Linked DNA regions of Homo sapiens: region 1 is linked to region 2. Evidence: read pairs that join two places in POLR2A ChIA-PET (ENCODE). Cell type or tissue: Panc1. All regions are shown on one strand. Region 1 overlaps AFMID (arylformamidase). Region 2 holds the start of DNAH17-AS1 (DNAH17 antisense RNA 1).

What was found. ChIA-PET counts read pairs that join two places held together with the same protein. Peaks named below come from ENCODE experiments on the same cell type or tissue, not always from the same donor. Only the 100,000 strongest peaks of a DNase experiment are listed, where the experiment ranks them.
Region 1: POLR2A ChIA-PET joins it to region 2 with 9 read pairs; 2 of 35 experiments call an interaction of 5 or more read pairs at or near these places.

Annotation. Positions count from the first base shown.
Region 1 is chr17:78,201,094-78,206,093 of GRCh38, reverse strand. It overlaps AFMID (arylformamidase), which reads right to left. Exons shown (of 11, transcript NM_001010982.5): 3 at 3,491-3,595; 4 at 3,343-3,391; 5 at 1,353-1,438; 6 at 1,194-1,266; 7 at 904-1,001; 8 at 576-654; 9 at 356-491; 10 at 44-148. Among named protein-coding and RNA genes, the nearest start is that of BIRC5, 11 kb to the left of the region's middle. In Panc1, no CTCF peak of the experiment used is centred here; no DNase peak of the experiment used is centred here.
Region 2 is chr17:78,480,084-78,485,083 of GRCh38, reverse strand. It overlaps DNAH17 (dynein axonemal heavy chain 17), which reads left to right. Exons shown (of 81, transcript NM_173628.4): 48 at 51-216; 49 at 4,298-4,400. DNAH17-AS1 (DNAH17 antisense RNA 1) reads right to left here and starts at 174. Exons shown (of 6, transcript NR_102401.1): 1 at 1-174. RefSeq lists a silencer at 142-371 and enhancers at 442-491, 522-661. In Panc1, no CTCF peak of the experiment used is centred here; no DNase peak of the experiment used is centred here; H3K4me3 peaks cover 945 bases; H3K27ac peaks cover 186 bases.

The DNA.
Region 1 (5,000 bases), 280 kb after region 2:
TGTGCTGTCTACCATGAAAGGGCTGCCAGGGATGAGGCCCCACCTGGGTGAGCACGTTGTCCTTCTGGGTCAGATTCTCAACAATTTCAAAGTGGTCCACATCGTGGAGCTCTTCAAATGAGGCTTTCCACTCTCCTTGACACAGGGTCTGGGCAGGGGAGACATGGGAAGAGGGGCCTGAGCAGTGGGAGGGGAGGTGGGGCAGGACATGGGGCCATGCCTGGCACAGGTCAGGGTTCACTCAGTACGTGTTAAATAAATGATGGAGGGTCTTGTCCACTTGGGTAAAAGAAAGAGGAAAATAATGAGCCCACATGACCCTCGACCTCTGGCCACAAACCTGCACTGGGAGTACCTGGTAAAACTCCCAGGACTGTCGGTGGAATTCGGGGGAGTCGAACTGGCCCACGACCACCAGCACACGGCAGGTGGGGTCCACCGGCTGTGCCTGGGCCACCTTCAGCTGGGGGCTATTCCTCTGAGCGTCCTCCCTGGGGTGGGGAGTGGACAGGGGTCAGGACAGAGAGGAGCCAGGCTCCTGGTGAGCCAGGGGAGGTGGTGGCCAAGTAACTCACAGGGTCAGCTGGAGAGCAACGTTCTGTGAAGTATACACGATGGGCTCCAGGTCAAAGACCCCACTCACCAGGAAAAAGCCTGTGAAGGTACAGAATTGTCACAGGGCCAGGCTCCAGGCGGAGCAAGGCAGGGCCAGCCCACCCCCACCGCCAGAGGGGCAGGACCAGGGGAAGGGGCACAGAGGAGGCAGAGAAGGCCTTGCTCAGAGGGCTCGAAGCCCTGCGGTCAAGCCACTCATGGCCGGGAGGATTTCAAGCAGTTGGCCCAAACCCCAAGGCTCATGGGGAGATGAAGGTTGCCCAGCCAGGCTGTAGCTCCCATGGAAACCTCTGAGGTTGGGCGTGACCCCATGCTTGGTCCAGTCGGCCAGGAGCATCATGGCAGCCAGGTGGGCCCCGGCTGAGTGTCCACACAGGTAAATTCCCCTGGGAGGGGTCAGAGCAGAGAGCTGGATTTGCACGCAGTTTCCCCACAACATCAGGCCCCCTTCGAAGAGTCCCAATTTGCTTTCTGCTCCACAGGCCAGAGGGGCAGCTTGGCTGTATCCTAGGTACTGATTGCACTGTCCTCCCACCCACTGAGGTCCAACAGGAAGAAAATCTACTGGCAACACCCACTTGTTGCTTGGATACCGCTTCTGGACAAACGCAACGCTGCGGGTCACCTGGTCTACCATGTGGTCCAGGGTGCCTGCACAGAGAGCATGAGCTGGGTCAGGGATGCACTTCCTCCTAAAGCCCACCGGCCCTCGGACCTGCAGCAACCACTCCTATTACCTTTGGGGGCGATGCCGTAAGCCACTATTACCACGGCCACTCCCTGTGCCGTCAGCGGGTGGACCATGAAGGCAGACTCATCCTTACTGCAGAGACACACAGATGTGACAGCTGGAGGCAGCTTGGCCACTACGCTGCTTCCTGTGTCCTGGACACACCACTTGCCAGATGTCCTGTCCACGCACAGCATCACCCCTTTCTGGTCCCATGTGAGAGAGTGAAGCGGACAGGCTCTCTCCCTGCCACATCACATGCTAGCTACGGGACCTTGGGGGAACTTCATGTAACTTTTTGTTTTCTAAGCGATAGGGCCTCGCTCTGTCGCCCAGGCTGGAGTGCAATGGTGCGATCATGGATCACTGTAGCCTCGACCTCCTGGGCTCAAGCGATCCTCCTGCCTCAGCCTCCCAAGCAGGAGTATAGGTGTGCACCACTATGCCCAGCAAATTTATCTTTTCTTTTGTAGAGATGGGGGTCTTGCTATGTTGACCAGGCTGGTTTCTAACTCAATCCTCCTGCCTCAGCCTCCCAATGTGTGGGATTATAGGTGTGAGCCACTGTGCAAGGCAATTTGTGTAACTTCTAAGCCTGGTTTTGTCATCTGTAAAATAGAGGCAATTATGTTCCCTCTCTCAGGGAACTGTTTTTGAGAATTAAAGACTAGCAGTGTAGAGAGTTTTGTGTGCAATAAATGTAAGCTTTTTTTTTTTTTTTTTTTGAGACAGAGTCTCGCTCTGTCACCCTGGGTGGAGTGCAGTGGCATGATCTTAGCTCACTGCAACCTCCGCCTCCTGGGTTCAAGTGATTCTCCTGCATTAGCCTCCCGAGTAGCTGGGATTACAGGCACACACCACCACGTCCAGCTAATTTTTGTATTTTTAGTAGAGACAGGGTTTCACCACGTTGGCCAGGCTGGTCTCGAACTCCTGACCTCAAGTGATCCGTCCGCCTTGCCCTTCCAAAGTGTTGGGATTACAGGCGTGAGCCACCGTACCTGGCCATTAAATGTAAGCTATTAACATGAACATGCTTGAAGGCAACTCTGTAGGAAGACCCTAGGGAACAGCAGTGTCTGCCAAGATCCCAAATTCCCAAATACCCACTGCTTAGCTTACAGTGACCAACTGTCCCATTTTACCTGGGACTCTCATTTTTTTTTCCTAAAGTACTGAAAACCCCATGTCCTGGGAAACCCCTCCTCAGTCCCAAGCAAACTGGGACAGTGGTTGGTCACTCTGGCTTTTCCCTTGATTCAAGAGGAGGCTGAACATGCTTCTCACTGGGTGTAGTGGGTTGAACTGTGTCCCCCCAAAAGATATGTCCAAATCCTAACCCCAGAACCTGTGACTATGACCTTATAAAAAAAAAAAAAAAAAAAAGGAGGCTGGTGTGGTGGCTCACGCCTGTAATCCCAGAACTTTGAGAGGTCAAGGCAGGAGGATCACTTGAGCTCAGGAGTTCAAGACCAGCCTGGCCAACATGGTAAAACCCTGTCTCTACTAAAAATACAAAAATTAGCTGGGTGTGGTGGCGTGCACCTGTAATCCCAGCTACTTGGGAGGCTGAGGCAGAAGAATTGCTTGAGCCCGGGAGGCAGAAGTTGCAGTGAGCTGAGGTCGCACCACTGCGTTCCAGTCTGGGTTAGAGTGAGACTCTGTCTCAAAAAAAAAAAAAAAAAAAAAAAAAGAGAGAGGAAGATTTGAGACCCAGGAACACCAGGATCACATGTGAATGGAGGCAGAGGCTGGAGCTATGCAGACACAAGCTAAGGGCTGTCTAAGGCCACCAGAAGCTGGAGAAGGCAGGAAGGACCCTCCCTAGGAACCCTGCCCACATTTGACTTGAGACTTCCGTTCTCCAGCGCTGTGAGACACAGCCCTGCAAGGAGTGCCCAGCTTGTGGCAGTTTGGTTGCGGCAGCCCTGGAGGAGGAGTCCCCCAGGGAAAGTGGAATCTCTCTTGCAGTCCACCATCCACATCCCCCGACTCACCTTCCGCTCTGCCAGTATCCTCCGTGAAAGAACAGGAAGAAAGGCAAGGCTGCAAAACCAAGCACAGGGCGTGTGAGCAAGGCCCGCCCTGCTGAGCTCTGCCACTGGACCCCCAAGCCCCGGGACCCCCAGCCCCTTCACCGACAACCTTCAGACGACTCGTCGGGGAAGTAAATGTCCACTTTCTCCCCTTCGCCGTCTCCATAGGGGACATGCAGCAGGCTCTTCCTGGTGGCCCGGGCCCTTGTGGTGGCTGTCTCAGAAATGGACAAGTCGCTGTCAGCACAAGCTCAGGTGGTAGAAATTTTTCTTTTCTTTTTTTTGAGACGAAGTCTCACTCTGTTGCCCAAGCTGGAGTGCAGTGGCGCGATCTCGGCTCACTGCAATCTCCACCTCCCCGGTTCAAGCGATTCTCCTGCCTCAGCCTCCCAAGTAGCTGGGACTACAGGTGCACGCCACTATGCCCAGCTAATTTTTATATATATATATATATTTTTTAGTAGAGACAGGGTTGTTGGCCAGGCTGGTCTTGAACTCCTGACCTCGTGATCCACCCACCTTGGCCTCCCAAAGTGCTGGGATTACAGGCATGAGCCACTGTGCCCAGCCAGGTGGCGGCAATTTCTATTTCAGCTCAGGTAGAAACATTCCAGCTGAAAGCTCCCTTAAGTTGGCGTGTTGAGCTTCAGCTCTGAGCACCTCCCATCGAAAGAGGACTGCCAGGCTGGGTGCAGTGGCTCACGCCTATAATCCCAGCACTCTGGGAGGCCGAGGCGGGTGGATCACGAGGTCAGGAGATCGAGACCACCCTGGCTAACATGGTGAAACCCTGTCTCTACTAAAAATACAAAAAATTAGCCAGGCGTGGTGGCAGGTGCCTGTAGTCCCAGCTACTCAGGAGGCTGAGGCAGGAGAATGGCGTGAATCCGGGAGGTGGAGCTTGCAGTGAGCTGAGATCACGCCACTGCACTCTAGCCTGGGGGACAGAGCGAGACGCCAACTCAAAAAAAAAAGACTGCCAGTCCTGACGTCTGTCAACAAGTGAACTGTGGTTCTGCGAGGACCCTTTTCAGCACGACTTTACTACACACTTATTATGTGCGCTATACTTTTTTGTTTTAAAGGACAGGGTCTCACTATATTGCCCAGGCTGGAGTACAGTGGCTATTCACAGGTGCAATCAAAGCATACTACAGTCTCAAACTCCCGGCGCCAAGCAATCCTCCAGCCTCAGCCTCCTGAGTAGCTGGGATTATGGGCCCGTGCCACCACACCTGGCTAATTTTTGTATTTTTAGTAGAGACGGGGTTTCACTGTATTGGCGAGGCTGGTCTCGAGCTCAACCTCAGATGATCCATCCACCTCGGCCTCCCAAAGTGCTGGGATTACAGGCATGAGCCACTGTGCCTGGCCTCTTGCTTTATTTTTTATCCTAGCATTCATCGTTTTTTTTTTTTTGCGACGGAGTCTTGCTCTGTCACCCAGGCTGGAGTGCAGTGGTGCCATCTTGGCTCACTGCAACTTCTGCCTCCTGGGTTCCAGCAATTCTCGTGCCTTAGCCTATATTTTCTAAAAATTAAAAAAAAAGTTATCTGGACGTGGTGGTGGACACCTATAATTCCGGCTACTCGGGAGGCTGAAGTGGGAGGATTACTTGA
Region 2 (5,000 bases):
GCTCTGGCTCAGGAGGCGCAGGCGGGCAGCTGACCCTCTGCCCTCTCTAGGGGTGCTGGAGAAGCCGCTGGAGAAGAAATCGGGGAGGAACTACGGGCCGCCAGGCACTAAGAAGCTCGTCTACTTCATCGACGACATGAACATGCCCGAGGTGGACAAGTATGGGACGGTGGCCCCGCACACCCTCATCCGGCAGCACATGGACCACCGGCACTGGTTAGACGGGGCGGGGCCGGAGGGGAAGGCGTGGCCCCGGGGCGGTGAGGGCGGGGCCAGGGCGGGGCGCAGGAAGAGGCGGAGCCCCAGGGCAGTAGGGCAGGACTGGTGTGGGGCGGTGGGGGGGGTGCTGCAACGTGGGTAGGGAGACACGGGTCGTAGCTGGGCCCCCAAGTTTGTGGGGCCACAAGGCATTGAGGTAGGGCCAGGGTAGGGGAGAGGTTCTATCAGTTTCGTCCATCACCCATTTCACAAACATGCAGCAGTGGCCTAGAGCCCCCGCGGAGGGGGGGATCCTCCTTCCCCCCTTCCACCGAGGTGTCTGTCCCGCCGGGAGAGGAAGAAGCACATTACCCGGTAAAGGAAGAGCCCTGAGGAAAACCCCCAGTGCAGTCACAGAGGAGCCTCCCAGCTGGGAGCCCCAGCAGAGAGATGCCCCTGGGGAGATGGTGCACAGCTGGAAGCTGGCAGCAGTGTCCTGCTGGCTGTGGGACCTTAGAGGGAGAGCATTCTGGGTGGAGAGATTGCCACGTGTAAATGCCCTGCCACACGTGAAGAAGCCCAGGAAGGCCGGTGTGGCAAGGATGTGAGAGCCAGAGGCAGAGGGTGCCCAGGGCAGCTGCAGCCAGAATCCCAGGGCCTCGGGACAGAGTGCAGATTTTCTCCTAACGGCACCGAGAAACCAAAGGTGGCACGTTTAGGTTTGCAGTTTGGAAAGATGAGAACATTCAGTTCAGTTGTCTTTTTTTTTTTTTTTTTTTTTTTTTTTTTTGAGGAGAAATCTCGCTCTGTCTCTCAGGCTGGAGTGCAATGGCTCGATCTTGGCTTACTGCAACCTCCGCCTCCTGGGTTCAAGGAATTCTCCTTCCTCAGCCTCCTGAGTAGCTGGTAATACAGGTGCCCACCACCACGCCGGCTAATTTTTGTACTTTTAGTAGAGAAGGGGTTTCGCCATGTTGGCCAGGCTGTTCTCGAACTCCTGACCTCAGGTGATCCGCCCGCCTTGGCCTCACAAAGTGCTGGGATTAGAGGTGTGAGCCACCGTGCCCAGCCATAGTTGTCTCTTAAAATAAGCAAGTAGCTCAGGCCAAAAGAGCCTAGAAACTAGTCTGCTCGTTCATGAAGCCTGGCCTCATGCCGAGAAAGGCAGGCATGGGGGGTTAGGTAGTCTACTTGAGGTCATGGTCCTAATGAGTGGCGGAGCTGGGTTATTATTATTATTATTATTATTATTTCCAAGACAGAGTTTCGCTCTTGCTGCCCAGGCTGGAGTCCAATGGCGTGATCTTGGCTCACTGCAACCTCTGCCTCCTGGGTTCCAGCGATTCTCCTGCCTCAGTCTCCCAAGTAGCTGAAATTATAGGTGCCTGCCACCATGCCCACCTAATTTTTGTATTTTTAGTAGAAACGGGGCTTAACTATATTGGCCAGGCAGGTCTCTAACTCCTGACCTCAGGTGATCTGCCCGCCTCGGGCTCCCAAAGTGCTGGGACTACAGGCGTGAGCCACCACGCTCAGCCAGAACTGGATTTTGAGTTCAGATATGTCTGACTCCATCACTTGCCTTTTCCTCACTAAACGACACTCCCAGAGCTCACGACTATAGGAAGCCTACTCTGGGCTGCAGGCTGTGATGTGGGGACGGAGGCATCAGAGGTGGCTCCCTGGGGGAGGTGACAAAGCTGCCACTCTGAGGAGGGAGCCTGGAGAGAGTTTGACATCATTTGAGGAGAACCTAACGTGGTGTGGGGTGGGAGATTTGAGGGTACCCAGACAGGAGAGGAGGACAGGTGCATGCATGAGAGCCCACCCGTTCCTCTCTGCAGGCAGGTCTACTGTGAGGGCTGTGGCGGCTCAGCCTCGGTTTCCCTGCAACTCGCGAGGCCCCTTCCAAGGGTTGCACACGGTCATGTGCCCTTGTAAAATTTGTTTAAGATTTTTGCTTTCTTTTCCTCAAGGAGGAGCCTCCACATTCTTAAGCTTCAGCCCTAGGTCCACATCTGCCCTGGAGTTTACCCTGAAGGATCTTCAGGAGGGGTGGCAGAGTGAGATTTGAGTTTTCAAAAGATCCTTCTAGAATATCAGATTAACATGGCCCCACGACAACAGGGAAGGATGGACTGTTTAGTGGATGTGTCAGGAAAATGCTCACCTGTGGAAGAAAAAGGCAGACAAGGGTGGGGCCCGTGGGAAGGATGGGCCCGCAGGGAAAGGGTGAGCTGTGAGGTGGGCAGAAGCAAACAGGGACAACATCTGTGACCTGAGAAGTGTGCACAGGAGAGGACTGCGCAGGCAAAAGTTTCAGAGGCACACACAGAAGGGCAAAAAATTGATGGCTGTGATTTAAATGAAAGTTAAGGAATTTTGCTCAGTGAGAGACACCATGGACATATATAATGGAGAAATAAAAGAATGGAAGAAAACATTTGCAATGTATAAAATTGACAGTGGATTAATATCTGAAATATACAAGGAATTACTAGAAACTAACAGACGTCAACTTCCAACACACAAAGTGCATAATGGGGGAAAAAAACAAAAGTGCTGGGCGCAGTGGCTCAGGCCTGTAATCTCAACACTTTAGGAGGTGGAGGCAGGAGGATCACTTGAACCCAGGTCATATAGTGAGACCCTGTCTCTACAAAAACTTAGCCGGGCATGGTAGTGTGAGGCTGAGGTTGGGAGGACAGCTTGAGCCCAGGAGATAGAGGCTGCCGTGAGCTGTGTTCACCACTGCACTCCAGCCGGGGTGAGAGAGCAAGACCCTGTCTCGGGGGAAAAAAAAAAAAAAAAAAAAGTAACTAGTGTAGTGTGACATCAAGGAAATTATTCAGCTTATTTTATTTTATTTTTGAAATGAAATCTTGCTCTGTTGCCCAGGCTGGAGTGCAATAGCATGATCTTGGCTCACTGCAGCCTCCACCTCCCAGGTTCAAGCAATTCTCCTGCCTCAGCCTCCCAAGTAGCTGGGATTACAGGTGCCTGCCACCATGCCTGGCTAATTTTTGTATTTTTAGTAGAGATGGGGTTTCACTATGCTAGCCAGGCTGATCTTGATCTCCTGACCTCAAGTGATCTGCCCATCTCAGCCTCCCAAAGTGCTAGGATTACAGGCATGAGCCACTGTGCCTGGCCTATTCAGCTTATTTAATAATAGCAGCCATTAATAATTATCCTGATAACAGGGATGGTGAATATTTATTGCATACTTACTGTATGTCAGGTACTCTTCCCAGTGTTTTTTCATATGTTAGCTCATTTTATCCTCCTCATGACCCATTGCACAGGTGAGAATATTAAGGCACAGAGATGTTAACCAACTTCCCAGAGCCCCAGCACTGCTTAGGGGAAGAGCTGGAACATAAACCCCAGCCTGCTCTCTGAGCCACTCTTTTGCCTCTTGTTTCAAAATTTCTCTGGAGAGCATGAAGTCACAGCAGCTGCTTCACATATTATCAGTATCTGTGGAGGGTTTTTAAGACCACATGGAGTAATCCCAGCATTTGGGAGGCTGAGGCGGGCGGATCACAAGGTCAGGAGATCAAGACCATCCTGGCTAACACGGTGAAACCCAGTCTCTACTAAAAGTACAAAAAAATTAGCCAGGCATGGTGGCGGGCACCTGTAGTCTCAGCTACTCGGGAGGCTGAGGCAGGAGAATGGGGCGAACCCAGGAGGCGGAGGTTGCAGTGAGCCAAGATCATGCCACTGCACTCCGGCCTGAGTGACTGAGTGAGACTCCATCTCAAAAAAAAAAAAAGCCGGGGGATGGGGGGCGGGCGTGGTGGCTCACACTTGTAATCTCAGCACTTTGGGAGGCTGAGGCGGGCGCATCACGAGGTTAGGAGATCGAGACCATCCTGGCTAACACGGCGAAACCCCGTCTCAACTAAAAATGCAAAAAATTAGGCAAAGCTTGCAGTGAGCCGAGATTGTGCCACTGCACTCCAGCCTGGGCAACAGAGCGAGACTCTGTCTCAAAAAAATAATAATAAGGAGGGCATTCTTGGGAGCACAGTGGGGGCAGGGGATGGTTCCTCCAGGCCAGGGGCACAACATGAATGCTGGTTTCCCCCCTCAGGTATGACAGACATAAGCTGACGTTAAAAGATATCCATAATTGTCAGTACGTGGCCTGCATGAACCCCACTTCCGGATCCTTCACCATCGACTCCAGGCTTCAGGTAAGCAGAAACCATACTCATCCCCGTCACCTGCCATGAGTCTGAGGCTTGCTTCTGGCAAATGAGAGGAAAAGCTTTGGTTTAGGGTGTTAGGGCTGCAGGCCGACATTTTCTGGAGAACTCCTTAACTTTGCAGAATGTGTCAGAAAATTCCAGGGCATGGAGAGGATGAGCAGCTAGCCAGCCTTCCCTGTGACCCGGTCAACTGGCAGAGTTAGCAAATAAAATTGCAGTTAAATCCAAACTCCAGATAAATAAATATGTTTTTAGTCTAAGTATGTTACATACAATATTTGGGACATACCGTTCTTTTTTTGTTGTTTTGTTTTTGTTTTGAGGCTGAGTCTCACTCTGTCACCCAGGCTGGAGTGCAATGGTGTGATCTGAGCTCACTGCAACCTCCGCTTCCCGGGTTTAAGCAATTCTCCTGCCTCAGCCTCCCAAGCAGCTGAGGCTACAGGTGTGCGCCACCACACCTGGCTAATTTTTGTATTTTTAGTAGGGACGGGGTTTCACCATATTGGCCAGGCTGGTCTCGAACTTCTGACCTCAAGTGATCTGCCCTCCTCGGCCTCCCAAAGTGCTGGGATTACAGGTGGG